2 separate regions of the Mus musculus genome follow, and region 2 is linked to region 1. The links are chromatin loops, found by intact Hi-C in ENCODE. Cell type or tissue: left cerebral cortex. All regions are shown on one strand.

Region 1 (8,000 bases):
CAGTATAAGCTGCATAAAAAAACCTGAAGCCAGCTTAGGCTATAAGAGACCATGTCTTAAAAAAAAAAAAGTCAACCAACCGAGTAAAGAGTGGTAAAGAGTGGGTAATGGCCATCAAACTGAAATACATGCCAGTGCTCACAGCACACTACAGGAAGCACAGGATGACCCAGGAACTGAGAGTCTGTTAGGCCAGAACGGGACAAGATGAATGCTGAATGAAGCCAGACTACCTTGAGTCAATAAATTATGGCTTCCAATCTATAAAATGGCAATAAAACTAATAAAGCCAGCTATAGGAGAAGTTATGAGAATACATGGATTAAGGTATGAAAAGTATTTGTAGCACTATTGTGGCATATTAGTTGCTGCAATTCTTATTTCTGAGCATTGTTGTTTTTTATCTTATCAAAAAGAGTACTTTAAGCCAGTCTTCAAGGAGACATATGTGCTAAAACAACTAATTACGATAAATCCCTACAAATTTAGAATTGAAGGAACAAAACATTTGTGATGGATAAATCCTTGGTTGTCTACTTGACATCTAGAATTAACTAAGACCAAGCAAAAATATTTTTCTTGGTTGGACTATTTGAGGTGGGAGACCCATTTGAAATTCAGATTACTTGAAGTCAGAGGATCAACCCTAAATCTGGGTCCCACCTTCTGCTGTCAGAATACCAAGGTAGCCTGCAGGCCAGCAGCTCTCTTAGGACTTAACAACTACCAGATTTTTGTCCTTTCCATCAACAGACAGCCATAGCTAGATTACTTGGACCACAGCTTGTACACCACTCTAATAAAGTCTCTGTGTGTGTGCGTGTGTGTGTGTGTGTGTGTGTGTGTGTGTGTGTGTGTTCTATGTGTTCCATTCCTTTAGAGAACCGTTACTAATACAACATGTTTGCTGAAATCAGACTACTACCTTCTCACTGCATAGGTTTTAAACCTTATTATGAGAGCAGCAGGGGTGTTTCTTCAGGGTGTGTTAGTGCAGAACTTTAATTCCAGAACTTGAGTGGCAGGTGCAAGTGGATCTCTGTGAGTTCCAGGCCATCCTGGTCTGGTGATTTCCAGGACAGTCGGGACTATAGGGTGGGATGAAGCATGATGGCATGAAAATTTTATCAAACTCCACTGAATAGTACACAAATTTAAAACTTACAAGGTATTTCTTGAATTTGTCAATTAAAAATTTTAGACCAAGATGACTGCAGGATAATTGTTGCTGCAGGAAGTGAATGGATCTCTCTCCCCCCACCCCACTCCTCCTCCTTCTTCTCCCTTCTCTCTCTCTCTCTCTCTCTCTCTCTCTCTCTCTCTCTCTCTCTCACACACACACACACACACACACACACACACAGAGAGAGAGAGGGGGGTAATAGTGGGGAACCTGAGGGCCAGAGATAGAGAGAGAGGTAATAGTGGGGAACCTTAGGGCCTGAAGAGGAGCTGTCAGGTAGGAACCGTATTCTAAGGAACGGATTAAACTGTATAAGTAGCCTAAGTTCAAAAGGTTTTTAAAAATGTATTGCTGTTTACATATGTGTGTGTTGAACATACCATAGTGTGTCTGATCAAATTTGTGGAGCTGGTTCTTTCTTCTCACCTTTATAGGAGTTCTGAGAATCAAAATCAGGCTGCCAGGCTTACACAAGTGACTTTACTCATTGAGCCATTTCACCAATCCCAGAAGCCACTTACTAATAAAATTATATATTATCCCATAAATTTCTGATAGGGAGAGAGGCATTAAGAAAAAGGGTATTGGCCACTATAAATAAATGGTATTAGTAGTTAGACCTTATTAATAAATTATCTGAAAAGAAATTAATCAGCAAACAAAATAAACTCTCTACTTGTTCTGAATACCTCCTTTAACCTCCTTTAACCTAGTGTCAGATTCCCTGGAACTGGAGTTACAGATGGTTGTGAGCCATCATGTGAGTGCTGAGAACCCTACCAAGGCCCCCTGCAAGAGCAACAAGGGCTCTAAAACAAACAAGCCAGCTCCAGCACCCAATCTGTTTTAGTACCAACTCCTGCCAAGGTATTAATTTTGCACCCCAACTAACATAACTTAAAGTTTTGTTCTATGAATCTAGCCAATAAGATTTTTTTTAAAGGATGCAGTAAATATATTTTTTGTATGTAGATTTCTGAGAAGCAATACAGAAATTTGTTAGCTAGCTAGGTCCCTGCCCTGCTAGCATTTTCTGTATTTCCTTTCCTTGGAAGACATTCACCATATGGCAAACATTACACATTCTTGCTGTAAGGGATGGAGATAGAATGCAAGAATATAGAGGGCTAAGGGGAATAAGTATACATGAAGGGCTTAAGCAGAAGGCAGCTGGGAGGGTAGAGGAGATGAAGGAAGGAACAACTAACATAAAAGGTATTCTGAAAAGGTCATATGGAAGCTTACTACTGTAGAAGCTTCCTAAAAAAACACACACATATAAAAAGTTTAAAGGGTTGAGAGAGGTGGCTCAGCAGTTAAGAACACTGACTACTCTTCCAGAGGACCCCGCTTCATTCCCCAGCACTCACACGGCAGCTCAACTATCTGTAACAACTTCTTAGTTCACTTGAGACCAGCAAATGATCAAATGGTAAACCGGCATAGGTGACTCATGCACGTCCCTGTACTGTATTAATGCACCTAACAGCCTTATGGCTTTGACAATGCTGACATCAAGGAGATGAGGGAGATGGCTCAGCTGATATGGTACTGCTATGTAAGTATGAGACCCAGAGTCTGGATCCCCAACAGCCATGTAAAACCCAGGGACAGAGGTGAACATCTGTAACCTCAGCACTGGGGCAGTTATGTGGGGGGTATGATAGCAGGGCCAGGGCTAGGAGGATGCCTGCAACTGACTGGACCAGTCAGTATGGCAGAATTGGTGAAGTCAAGGTTCAAGAGAAAGCTTGTCTCAAAAAAAAAAAAAAAAAAAAAGAAACAGAAAAAAGTAGATGGGTCCAATTAGCTGTTAAAGTCACTTGCAAAAACAAAACAAAACAAACAAACAAACCAAAAGACCCCTCAATTCCTGGGACCCATATCATAGCAACAACCGACTTCCTCATATGTTGTCTTCCAACCTCCACATGCATGATATTAATATGTGCACACTGACACTATTTCACTACTATTTGTTTTGTTAAAAACACATACAAAGTAAATAAATGTAAAAAATAATAAAAACCATAAAACAGACATATGACACCAACCTCTGGCTTCTGAATGCATAAAGGTATAAAGAGACATCCAAACACAGATGCACACACACGCACACATACAATGGATTTTGTTCAGCATTTAAACACGAGCTAATTTAGAAACATAATAAACTTCTAAGTAGGAGCCTCCAGCTATTTGCCAACTATTTGAAACTTACAAAATGCACTCATCACATTTTCTAAAGTAAAAACTGTCTCACTCAATATAGTCTTGATATTTAATCTTGGGGAAGCAGCATAAAGAGCTGTGAGTCACAACATTAAAGAACGGAGGGAGAAAGTACAGCAGATGCTTCATAAAGTCTTCTCTGTCTGACAGAACTCAGTTCCTCCTATAGTTACCAGGAGTATGTACACGGGATGGGACAGGAAAATACATATGCAAACAAACAAACAAACAAACTATATATACATATATCCCTAGTAAATGGTTATTTTGCTAAATTAAAATTAATTACATACATCTGACAAAGGTTATTATTTTTTAAAAGAATGGGAAATTAAGGGGAGTAGTAAGGGTGAATATGATAAAAATACACTGTGCAAAATTCTCAGAAAAATCAACAAAAATATTTATTTTAAAAGAAGAATAGCCAAAAGAAACATTTTGTGAAAATGTATGTCAATATTTACTGTCCTCCTACCATAAGTGCAACAGTTCCTCCATTAGCAAGAGCTGTTGAAATTTACTCAATGTGTATATTTTTACAATAGAGTAGCTTTCAAGATATTTTCTGACTGCCACTTTAAACTTCAGAGTTTTGCAGTTAATTCTATTATACTGCACCAGCTGGTAATGTTCAGAGAAGGAACAGTTTGCTAGCCCTTTTGTCTTTTTATAAGAGCACCCATTTCCATCATACCCTTTCTCTGCTGGGGTGACACACTATAGGAAACCATAAGAAAAATGGACAGAAGAAGTTGCTGAGCCCCCAGGTTAAACAACCTGGTTCACACTGAAATGTGCTCAGCCTCAGATACTGCAGGGTACTGTAAGTTCAGTCACCTTCTTCTTTTGCATCTGCACTAATTTCTGTTTTCCTTTTCCCTTTTTTGCTTTCCTTTCTATACCCCAAAGAACTTAAAAGAACCAAGGAAGCTTTTCACATCAGCTTCTGTAGAGAATGATATCAAATAATCAGTAGGGAAGAGTTCAAGGCTAAAAGAACAGCAAGACTAGCTCAGCTGAGACTGATAAATGTAGACCTGTAATTCTACCAAAGGCAGGAGAATCCAAAGTTCAATGTCACTTTCAGCTTCAGATCAAGTTTCATTCTAGCCCTGGCTGGCTCGATTTAGTAAACCAGGTTGGCCTCAAATTCAGATACTCCTTGGCTGCCTCTGCTCCTTGAGTACAGGGATTAGAGGTGTGTCCCACCACATCTTGCAAGTGGCAAGCATCTCAGCCTTAACTAGGGCATGCATGCATTTCCCCTGCTGCAGGGTGTTCCTTTTAATAGGTTCAGCGGCAGCAACAACTGTGAAAGGGCCAAGTATACATTTCATCCCTTTCTTGATCCAAGAGGAAAGCACAGTTTCAGACAAGAAAATCAATTCACTGGGTTTGATGTGAAGCAGACACAGCACCAGGTTCAGCACTAATGAGAGAGGATGGCCAGAGCTCCAATACCCATTTCCATCATTCTATTAGGGAAATCTAATGACTCTTAAGGAACACAGCCTACTGTGCCATGTGTATGGGCATTATGGACAGGAACTGCTCTATGGCAAAACAAAAACAAAAAGGAAGCACATTACGCACACACACACACACACACACACACACACACTCTAGAATTACAATGAAGACACTCCCTGTTTTTAAAAAAAGAATGTTGCCAATGGGGAAAATTTTTGGTGGAAATATTTCCACAGAATTCCACCTAAACTATCTGACAGTGTAATTCAAGAAGTAGGAGGAACATGGTCTAAACAAAAGACAATTCCTGTCAAGTTCACCTGGCCCATATATCAGTGCCCTGTTCACTTGTTTCCCAACCTTCTGAGTGACAGTCCACTTTATCCATTTGGGCAGAATCCTGGTTCCTATTACAGTGTTCAGCCCACAAAAACAGAGATTTGCAAAAGGCAAATATATCTGGTAACTACACAACAGCACCATCCCTAGAATGAAGGGACATACTCCCAACAGTATAATTTATAGTTGTAATTTCATTCTAAGTTTTTAAAGTAGAGGACTCATACATAGACTCATATATGGTTTCTCTCTTCCCTTCTGCCAATGTGATGTTCTGGGGCTTTCTATAACCCCTGACCTTGCAAGAATGTAATGAGCAGAAAATACTAAGAGTAAATGTATTTGTGCCTTCAAGTAAAGACTGCAGACTGCATGGGTCCTGGGGCTTCTCATCATGCATTCCCCATCTCCTGAATGGCCCAGGCCCTGGTCCAGGTTATCCAGTGACCTGTTTCTTCAGCAATGTGAGACCAAACCCTCTCATCTATAAGTCCTTTCACTTAATTGGCCTTTAGATGGCTCAGGAGAAAAATGAATTATAATAGAAGAAAGATTGGTTAATAAATTAATGATGTCAAAATAGAACAGACTGGGTTGAGAGAGAGAATTCATTAGGTAAAGTGCTTTGCATCAAGATGTGAGTCTGATTCCCCCAAACTCATGTTTGTTTGTTTGAATTGTGTGTTGGGGACAGGGAGGCCAGAGAACAGCCTCTTCATGTTTTAATTGAAACAAACAAACAAACAAACAACAATAATCCAGATGTGAACACACTTTTGTATCAGCACTGTAGAGGTGAACAAAGGCAGGACCCTGCAGCTTGCTGGCATCCAGTCTTCCCTACTTGGTAAGTTCCAAGTGACTGAGGATCTCTGTCTCAAAACCAAACCAAACCAAACCAAACCAAACCGAACCGAACCAAACCAAACCAAACCAAACCAAACCAAACCAAACCAAACCAAACCAAACCAAACCAAACCAAACCAAAAAACCAAAACCTCCAAACCAAACCAAACCAAAAACCCAAAACCAAACACATGGTAGATGGGGCCCGAGAAAGGATGTCTGCAGTTGACGACTTCTCTTAATATGCACATACACTCAAGCTTACAAACACATAAAAAGAAATAAAACTGACCAAACCACATTTCTCAGAAGTTATCATTTTCATAGCAGCACAAGAAATCAGATATTAAAAAAAGAGATCCTATGGTTCTGCTTTGTCCAGGCCCACCAGGATATATCCTGATGAAAACAGAAAGCATGAGGCTATTTCTCTTCTCATACCATCAGAAAACATCAGAAAGCAAATCAAACTTCTATGTGACTCATGTGGGCTGCTCATTTGGATCTGATGGTGCCTTCCAGCTAGATCACTATTTCTTGTAAGAGTTCAAGGATGACAACATACCACAAGCATATATAAAAAGAAAGATACTGTACTCTGGGAAAATACTATGAATGGAATCCCTGCCCCCCTGCCCCCAAGATAGGGTTTCTTCATGTACCAGATTGGGCAGTCTTGGGTGTCCTGGAATTCGATTTGTACACCAGGCAGGGGGCCTCAAACTCACAGGGATCTACCTGTCTCTGTCTCTCGAGTGCTGGGATTAAAGGCATGTGCCACCACGCTCTGCTGTTGATGGGATTTTTAATGTACTGAGTTTACTCAACAGAGATTTGCACATGGCCTTGCCACATGCCTCCAAGAACCTGTACCTGATGGCAATTCACTAAAAGGAAGGATTATAAAGGCATAGTACAGTAGATGAAAGCCTCATTAGTCAAAAAGGGATTAAGCATACATATTTAGCTGTATCCTTTCCATAATTTCCCCCATGTATGGGAGTGGGAGGTAGGGCTGCAAGAACAGGGAGGTAGGAGGGTAACCAAGCAGTAGAGATGGACCCATCTATGAGTCTCCTTAGTGAACAAATAGTGTTCTTGGAGACACTTTACTGGGGAGGTTTCTGGGCGAGCCTGGATTATTTTGGTGTCAAAAAGTGAATTTTCTTTGATAGGCCCGAAAGAAGAAATTGGACCACTAGTTAGGTGGGCAGACAATGCTTGGTGCTTTGGGGTTTCTTGGGTACAAATAAATTCCTTGCTGATTTTAAGGTTATAACCTCATCAACACTAAAATTCCTATGTCCAGATGCCATGAGAACACTTATTTCTTGAAAAGTTCAGATTTCTGTAGTTACAGAATCTGGAACATAGAGGAAATCTTTAAGTACTTAATTTTGATTTAGTCCCATTCTCTATTAAAAAAATGTCCAAGAAGGGGTACCTCCAATTAAAGTACATATTTCTACTAGTCTCTCTAGATAATAAATGATTCTTAAATTTTAAAAAAGATTTATTATTTTATATATGTGAGTACTCTATAGCTGTCTTCACACCAGAAGAGGGCGTCGGATCCCATTCCAGATGGTTGTGAGCCACTACATGGTTGCTGGGAATTGAACTCAAGACCTCTGGAAGAGCAGTCAGTCCTCTTAACCTCTGAGCCATCTCTCCAGCCCGATTCTTAAATTTTTACTGTTTACCCCCTAGTCCCCATTTCTTTGATTGCATGTAAGTTTTCCAGATGTAGGGTCACCACACTCAAGTTATTGTAGATTCTATATAGAAATGTGTGTATCCATGCATACAGGATTGTTAGGCATACATATAACACAAATTTCTGGAAGCTCAGAGTCTGATTTATTCATTTAAATACTTCCAGAGGTGCCTACTAGGCAACTACACTTATTCTGTTATTCCTATTACAATT
Region 2 (8,000 bases), 240 kb after region 1:
GGAGGTCAAGACAGCCTTATAGCTTGGTTCTCTCCTCCCATCTTTATGTGGGTCCAAGGGATTGAATGAAGGGCATCAGATTTTCTTTTTTTCTTTTTTTTTTCCTTTTTTAAAGATTTATGTATTTTATGCATGTGAGTACACTATTGCTCTCTTCAGACACACCAGAAGAGGACACCAGATCCCATTACAGATGATTGTGAGCCACCATGTGGCTGCTGGGAGTTGGACTCAGGACCTCTGGAAGAGCCGTCAGAGCTCTTAACCACTGAGCCATCTCACCAGTCCCTGATCTATCTTGCCAGCTCCTATTAGTTTTTCTTGTAAGCCATCTTTACCTGTTGAGCCATCTCACTAGCTCCAGGATGGGTTTCGAAGCAGGGAGACATCCTTTTCCTGGACCGTCCTGTGGTCTGTGTTGCTGAGAACTCGCCAACATGTCTAGGCCCTATTACTTCTGTGGGAGGGCTCTCACATGCACTGAGGGAATCTGGCGTCAGATCGTAACTTAGAGGCCATCCTCTCCGTTCAGCTTAGCTTTTCTTAGGGCCTTTCACGTAGACGTGGTTGGGATGTGAAGTGCTGCAGTAACTATAATTATGTGTGTGTGTGTGTGTGTGTGTGTGTGTGTGTGTGTGTATGTGTATGCATGCAGTGCATGTGTGATCCTGTAGGCCTACACAAGTGTTTTCCTCAGTTGTTCTCCACCTTATTTTTTGAGACAGCGTCTTTCACTGAATCCAGAGCTCACCAGTGTGGTTTGGCTGGCTGACCAGTGAAGTCCAGGGATCTGCTTGTCTCTGTCTCTGCAGCAGAGATTGCAGGCTTGTACTGCCATGCCTGACTTTTTATGTGGGCCGTGGGAATGGATCTCATGCTTGCAAGGCTTGCATGCCAAGCGCTTTAGTGACTGAGCCATTGCACTAAGCAACAATTGCTACTTTTTCTTTTTAATGTCAGAATATTCAACACTAAAGACAGCACAGTGACTAAGTCTCTGGAGAGAGAGGAGAACAGGTGAACTTGAAAATGACTTCTCAATCTGGGTGGACTGGCACAGTGTTTAATATAATCATCACTTAAACACACACACACACACACACACACACACACACACACACACACACGTTTCCTATACTGCTCTGTATGTAGAAACAAGCCCTGAAATTAGGCAAATTAGGTGGGTATTCTGGAGTGGAAGCCTGAGTCACGCGGAGTTCTAAGTGGAAGACCTAAGGTAGAATTATTTTGATGCCGATGGAGAGGAGGAACCTCCCAAACACTTAGGCTTTAGCCTCTCCTAGGAAGCATTTTCCTGACTTGCAGCAGCCTGTGTTTCAGGGGTTGAGTCATGGGAACCATCAGGAAAGACGTGGCTGATTTTTTTTAACCAACTGATGGACTGTTCATTGTTCTCCACCTTAATTCAGATATTACCGGGGTGGGGGAAGCCCCTAGCTATAGCCAGCTACTGATTCATAACTGTACTTTGCTCAGGGTTATTTCTCTAAGAAGAAATATGTGGCACTTTTGGCTAGTGGTATGGTGGTGGTGGTGGTGATATGTGTTGTTTGTTAATTCTCTGGACCAGTGGTTCTTGACCTTCCTAATGCTGTGGCCCTTGATAAAGTTCCTCATATTGCAGTGATCCCCAACTATAAAATTGTTTCCATGGCTACTTCATAATTGTAATCTTGCTGCTGTTACAAATCATAATGTAAATATCTGTGTTTTTCAAAGGTCTTCTGGGGGTCATGACCCCTGGGTTGAGAAACACTGCTGTAGGCTCATTTATTTATATGACCTCTAATTGATGGTGCGGGCCTTCTGAGACGCTCCCTACCTTAGCCCCAGCTCTCCACAGACTGCTTGATTGTTTGGGCTGAAACACTCAGCTCATGGTCACGTGTTTGAAGCACCTAGCTCTTATGGGATTCAAACTACCTACTGTGATCAGCAGTAACTAAGCAGAGTCCGGGAGTTAACCTTCTCTGAACTAATCCAGACCCCTTAGGTAACAAGTGGCAGAAACCAATGCATATATTTAAACAGAAAAGAAATTTTATAGGCACTCTTAGCTGCACAGCACTGAAGGGGATTTGGGTATGGTTGGATACAAATGCCTTGGGATGTCTTAACAGCATCACTGGAAGTAGTTCCTCTCTGACTTTCAAACAGTTTCCCTCAACACTGTTCCACGGTTCCTCTGGAAGAGTGTATGGCTTGTGTTTTGCCTACTATCAACTCTGTACTAAAAATAACTCTTAGGCTAAGAACCTGTGATACACACACACACACACACACACACACACACACACACAGAGAGAGAGAGAGAGAGAGAGAGAGAGAGAGAGAGAGAGAGAGAGTCAGGTGGTAGTGGTGTATGCCTTTAATCCCTCCAGGCAGGAGGCTAAATCAGGTAGGTCTCTATGAGTTTCAGACCAGCTTGGTCTACAGAGTGAGTTCCAAGAAAGCCAGGCCCACACAAAGAAATCCTATCTCAAAAAAAAACAAAACAAAACAAACAAAACCCACAACACAATATAACACAACACAACACAAACAAACAAAAACCCAACAGTTTCTCAATAATGCAGTGATAGTCTAAGGCTAGGAAGACAGTGCAGCCACACCAACGAAAGAAAGTAGGCTGTGCTGGACTAGCTATATACATATTAAAATTGCTCATAATTTATACAAATTTCTAATAAAAAATCACATTTGTTTGCAATTTCTTGAGAGAAGTTCTTGGGTACCACAGGCTGGCCATGAACTCCCTATGTAGGTGGATGTGACCTTGTACTCTCGACTCTCCTTTTTCCACATCTCAGTTGCTGGCATCACAGACGCATGTGGTAAAATTAGCTCTCTGGGATCAACCTGAAATCACTGATCTGTTGTATGGATGGTATATATGGTATATATGTTGTGTTTAGGTATCTTTGCAGGTTTGCAGGCCCTATGTGAGCAAGTAGAGGCCAGAAGTCAATATCAGATGCCTTCCTCTATTGCTTTTCACCCTTTAACAAGTATTTATTTTTATGCATGTGTGTGTGTGTGTGTGTGTGTGCTGGAAGCTAGAAGATCTTAGATCATGGTTGTGAACTGTCCGACATGGGTCCTGGGAACTAAAGTCAGGGTCTTTGGAAGAGCATGAGTTTTTCTTATTTGCTGATCCATCTCTTTAGCCCTGTCATCTTGTATTTTGAAAAAAGGTCTCTCAATGATCCCAGAGTTTAACATGTCAGCTAGATTAGCGGCAATAAGCCTCTAGGAACTCTCCGTTGCTGCCAGTGCTGGGGTTATAGGCATGTACTGCTTCCCCTGGCTTCTCTGAGTCTTAGATATTCCAAGTCAGATCCTCATGTGTGTGCATTGGGAAGTTTACTTTTCAAATACCATAATGTTTGAAAGGATAGGTTATACATCTTATTTATGACATCAGTCATTATTTTCTGACCTATATGCATTTTGTATATTTCAATACTGATGAAAATGTGCTTTAAGAAGTCCAGGTTTCTTATTTAAACCAGGAAGTGTTTTTTAAAAAAAATTATTATTGTTGTTATTATTGCTACTAGTATTTTGAGGCAAGTTCTTGTTCTGTAGCCCAGGCTGGCCTCAAACTCACTATGTAGCCCAGGCTGGTCTTGGCCTCACTCAGCCTTCTGAATGTAGAGATGGCAGATGTGTTTCCAACAATAAAGTCCTCATGTCTCTCTGTTTTTTGGTGCTAGGGATCAATCCCAGGCTTTGTCCATGTTAGGCAAGTGCTTTAGCATGGACAGCTTAGCCAGAGAGATCTACCTCCAATAGATTTACTCATGTTAGATTTTGGAGTATACTTTAATCAGACTTGGAGCCCTCAACTGGACTTATTGAAAACTCAGGTAAAGTTTTCATAAAGTTGACACAGTCACTTTCCTTACTGAAGACATTTCTAGTACAATACTTGGAAAAAGAATGTGTTTTTAGGTCTAGGAGTTTGTTCCAAAGTTTCTCTCTTATTAAAGACACTCCTATGGCGGGCAGTAGTGGCCCACACCTTTAATCTCAGCACTCAGGAGGCAGAGGCAGGTGGATGTTTGTGAGCTGGAAGCCAACCTGGTCTACAGAGTGAGTTCCAAGCCAGCCAGAGCTACACAGAGCAACCCTGTTTGTAAAAACAAACAAGCGACACTCTTGTGACTTCGTTCTGGGTATATACGGAGTATTATTCCTTCTCATTGTGGAGAGGCAAGATCTACTTTGGAGCTGCATTCTTGCTTTTTCATAATCCTGACTCCACCCTTTACTGGCTGTGTGACTCTGTCAGCCATTCTGAGCTTCTCTGTGCTTCCATTTCCTCATCTGTGCAAGCCTCCTACAGCCCACAGCCTGCCCAAACTGAGGACAGTGCCTGGCACACAGTAAGCCTTTTATGACAATGTGCCACCATTGTTATTTTAAAAGCTCTCAGAGCACATAACCATAGGCCTGTTTTACCTCCGGCTTAGATGAAGCTCAAAGGGCAGAGGGCAGATGCCCAAAGCTAAGCAGCTTATTTAAAGTAGAGTAGAAATAGATGAGAGAAAGCCAAAGCGCTTTTCTCTTTAGATAGTTATCAAACCACGCTTCACTGCAGACTCTGGGCTTGGGTATGGCCCGAGATCAAAGGCCCTCTTATGTGCAGTGACATTTCTGAGCACAGGGCTGAGTTATAAAACTCTTGAATGGAGGGCTTTGGCACTTGGAACACAGCTCGAGATGGAAGGGCAGGGTTTTTATGGAGGCGATTCACGGAACTGCTTATGCTGGTGGAGATGCTTATGCTGGCGGAGAATCCAGACCGTTGTGACTCATTTGTCTTTTTATTGCTCTGGACCAAGAGCTGTTGTTTCCTTTTAAGTCCCTCTGTGGAGCTGAGCTCCAGCTAAGTCCAGGATAACTCTTTCAGGAAGACAGCGTGGCCTCAGTGAATATGAACAGGAATAGTGTGCTGTGGGGGCCCAGGGTCAAGTTTACCAGACAAGCACAGTGAGGACTTTTTTATTTTTAAACCAGGGGACACATTTTTGTTTGGAAACCAGAACATCCTTTCAGCCTTTAGCTCTGTACAAGCTTGCCTTTCCTTCTCTTTGCCACTTTCCCTCTCTGAATTGGATTGTGCTGCAAAGAGAAAGGGGGAACGAGTATGTCTAGGCTGTCACAATGGAAGCAGGGGGAACAGAAGACGTCATTTGGAGTTCAGTTTGCTTGAGGTCCTGGTCGGTCTCCTGGAAGAAACTGTTAGGAGAACTTTTGGACTGGAGAGTGAAGCCCAATAAGATAGGCAGGCTTCTGAGAGTTTCTAGTGCACCCCAACTCCTGGTACTGAATCCTTTGTGTAATCTCCTTCCTTTGTCTCTGAGTTAGAACTCCATGATCTACTTCTCTTATATTTTTGGTTGTGAGCCTAGCCTTTAACGGCTGAGCCATCTCCAGCCCCATGATCTACTTCTCATGAAAAGTATGGGACAATAGTAATGGGATATTCGTTCAGTGTTTAGGTCATAAAAGGCTGTGATATCTTTTTTTCCCCTTGAGATTTATTTACTTTTTATATGTGTGAGTACACTGTCACTGTCTTCAGACACACCAGAAGAGGGCATCAGATCCCATTACAGATGGTTGTGAGCCACCATGTGGTTGCTGGGAATTGAACTTAGGACCTCTGGAAGAGCAGTCAATGTTCTTAACCGCTGAGCCACAAAGGTTGTGATTTCTATCTTGTTGAATATCCTCTTGTCACCACAGTCTTACTTTTACTCTTGCCTGTGCATTTTGGTGTGCTCTGATGACAGTAGCGCCATGATGAAAAAGGCTTGTTGGCAAGGAATCATGATGGCTTCTGGTCAACATATAGGGAAGCCCTGTGGCCTTCAACCCATCAGCATTTAGGTCCTGAATCCTGTCAGCAACTGTGGTGATGAGTTTAGAAGGGCATTCACCCTGTCCAAGTTGGACTTTGAGTTGGTGATAGTCTTAGCTGTCACTTTGATTTCTGTCTTGTTGGAAGCTGTGAATCAGAAGCCCCCAACTACGTGGTGCCTGAATTTCTGATCCCCCTCCCCAAACGATGAGATAATAAATGTGTGTGGGTTTTATTTGTCTTTATATTTTGTTCTTTGGAGACAGGGTTTCTCTGTGTTGTCCTGGCTGTCTTGGAACTCACTCTGTAGACCAGGCTGGCCTTGAGATCTACCTACCTCTGTCTCCCAAGTGCTGGGATTAAAGGATGCTTGCCACCACTACCTGGATTTGTGTGGTTGTTCTAATCTAGGAAATTGGTAATTTTTATTGCACCATTAGAGAAATAATGCACGAGGCAAATGCAATTTAAGCTTTTATGTCGAGAGAGAAAGATGTCCTCCAAATTTGGGGTGGGTGTGGGGGTGAGTTGGATACTTTTAGTTAGTTTGAATCTTGCTGTGAAGAACGAGACCATTCAGATCCAAGGGAAAAAATGATAATTTCTGATGTACCCAGGATAATACTAATTATAGCCTCTAAAATGGTGTCTAAGATACGGAGGAAGGAACAAGCACTAGAGCCCACTCTTACTTGCGGATCCCCACCAGGAGCTGATTGCTGATAGTGAGAGGAATCCTTGGTGAAAAGAAAGTGTTAAAAGTGGAGGAAGAGGCGGGGCCTCATCTTCGTGGAGGAAGGGGTGGAGCCTCAGCTTAGTGGAGCAGGAAGAGGCAGAGCCTCATTTTTGTTTACAATTGTTCTCACTTCACAACGGGACTATGTATGACCAGAAGGAGGGCAACCACAAAGAAAAATCATACTTCTGTAAACAAACAAGAATTTAATCAAATAAGGCTCAAAGTGGAAAATTTGACCATATACAAAGAAAAATAAAAACAACCATACATAACCCTATTATCAGAAGGAATGATATTAACATTTAAAAAAATTTTTTTCTTGGGGGGGGGCGTATGGGTACTGAGATGGCTCAGTAGGCACAGGCACTTGCCACCAGGCCTGAAGACCTGAATTAATCTCCAGGACCCACAGATGTACGGAGATAACTTATACTCCCATGTTGTCCTCTGACCTCCATATACATGGCCTGTGGTCACATGTACAGACAAAATTAATAAATTAAAATGTAATAAAATATTTAGCTGGGCAGTGATAGTGCACACCTTTAATCCTAGTGCTTGGGAGGCAGAGGCAGGCAAATCTCTGAGTTCAAGGCCAGCCTGGTCTACTGAATGCATTCTAGGACAGCTAGAGTTACACAGAGAAATCTTGTTTCGCCTCTCTCACCCCCAAAACCAAACCAAAACAGTAATAAAGTATTTTCATCTTCAATATATGTTTACTTTTTGCTTATTTTGCTCTCTTTTTTGAGACATGGTCTCATTGTCTAGGCCATGCAGGCCTCATGCTCACAGTTTTTCTGCCTCTTCCTCCTGAATTCAGGGCTCACAGATATTCACTATCATGCCTAGCTTCAGTGTGCATATTTTAAAACTGTATATACAATTTTTCTTTAATTAACATTTAAATTGTGAACAAAACCAAGCATATTTTCTAATAAGTTGTCACAAAGTATATAGTGATTTAGACCAAGTTCTGAAAACATGGCTTTTCCTCCCACATAGACTCTACCTGTAGTTGGGCATTCCAGATAGAGTCCTTCAGCTCTAGAACAGATTCACCCCAGCCCTTATTTTGAGTTCTCTACCCTGCTCTCAATGGGTTAACTTTGTGTTTACAAAATGACTGTTGGAGTCCCAGAAATCACATCCAGACCCTACAATACTTAATGCCTCTTTCTCTTGAAAGATGCTTTAGGGAGTTTCACACTAAACTTTCATCCATGTCTTCTTGGCTCAAATTAGTCATATGGCCACATTTAATTACACAGAAGGTAGGGAATAAATTATTTTATTCAAGATAATAAGATTCTTAGCTAAAATCTTTGCCATGCCGTGAAACAGCAATTGGATTTTTGTTTATGTGTTTGC

What was found. Hi-C counts contacts between places; a loop is a spot of excess contacts. Peaks named below come from ENCODE experiments on the same cell type or tissue, not always from the same donor. Only the 100,000 strongest peaks of a DNase experiment are listed, where the experiment ranks them.
Region 2: a loop joins it to region 1, with 2.8 times the contacts of the local background. A loop is called at or near these places in 2 of 42 quality-filtered maps.

The regions. Positions count from the first base shown.
Region 1 is chr7:75,624,559-75,632,558 of GRCm38, reverse strand. All of the region lies in intron 8 of Akap13 (A kinase (PRKA) anchor protein 13), which reads right to left. Among named protein-coding and RNA genes, the nearest start is that of AU020206, 150 kb to the left of the region's middle. In left cerebral cortex, no CTCF peak of the experiment used is centred here; a DNase peak (open chromatin) is centred at 3,457.
Region 2 is chr7:75,381,425-75,389,424 of GRCm38, reverse strand. No RefSeq gene overlaps it. Among named protein-coding and RNA genes, the nearest start is that of Gm46017, 52 kb to the left of the region's middle. In left cerebral cortex, a CTCF peak has its summit at 4,744; DNase peaks (open chromatin) are centred at 4,404 and 4,830.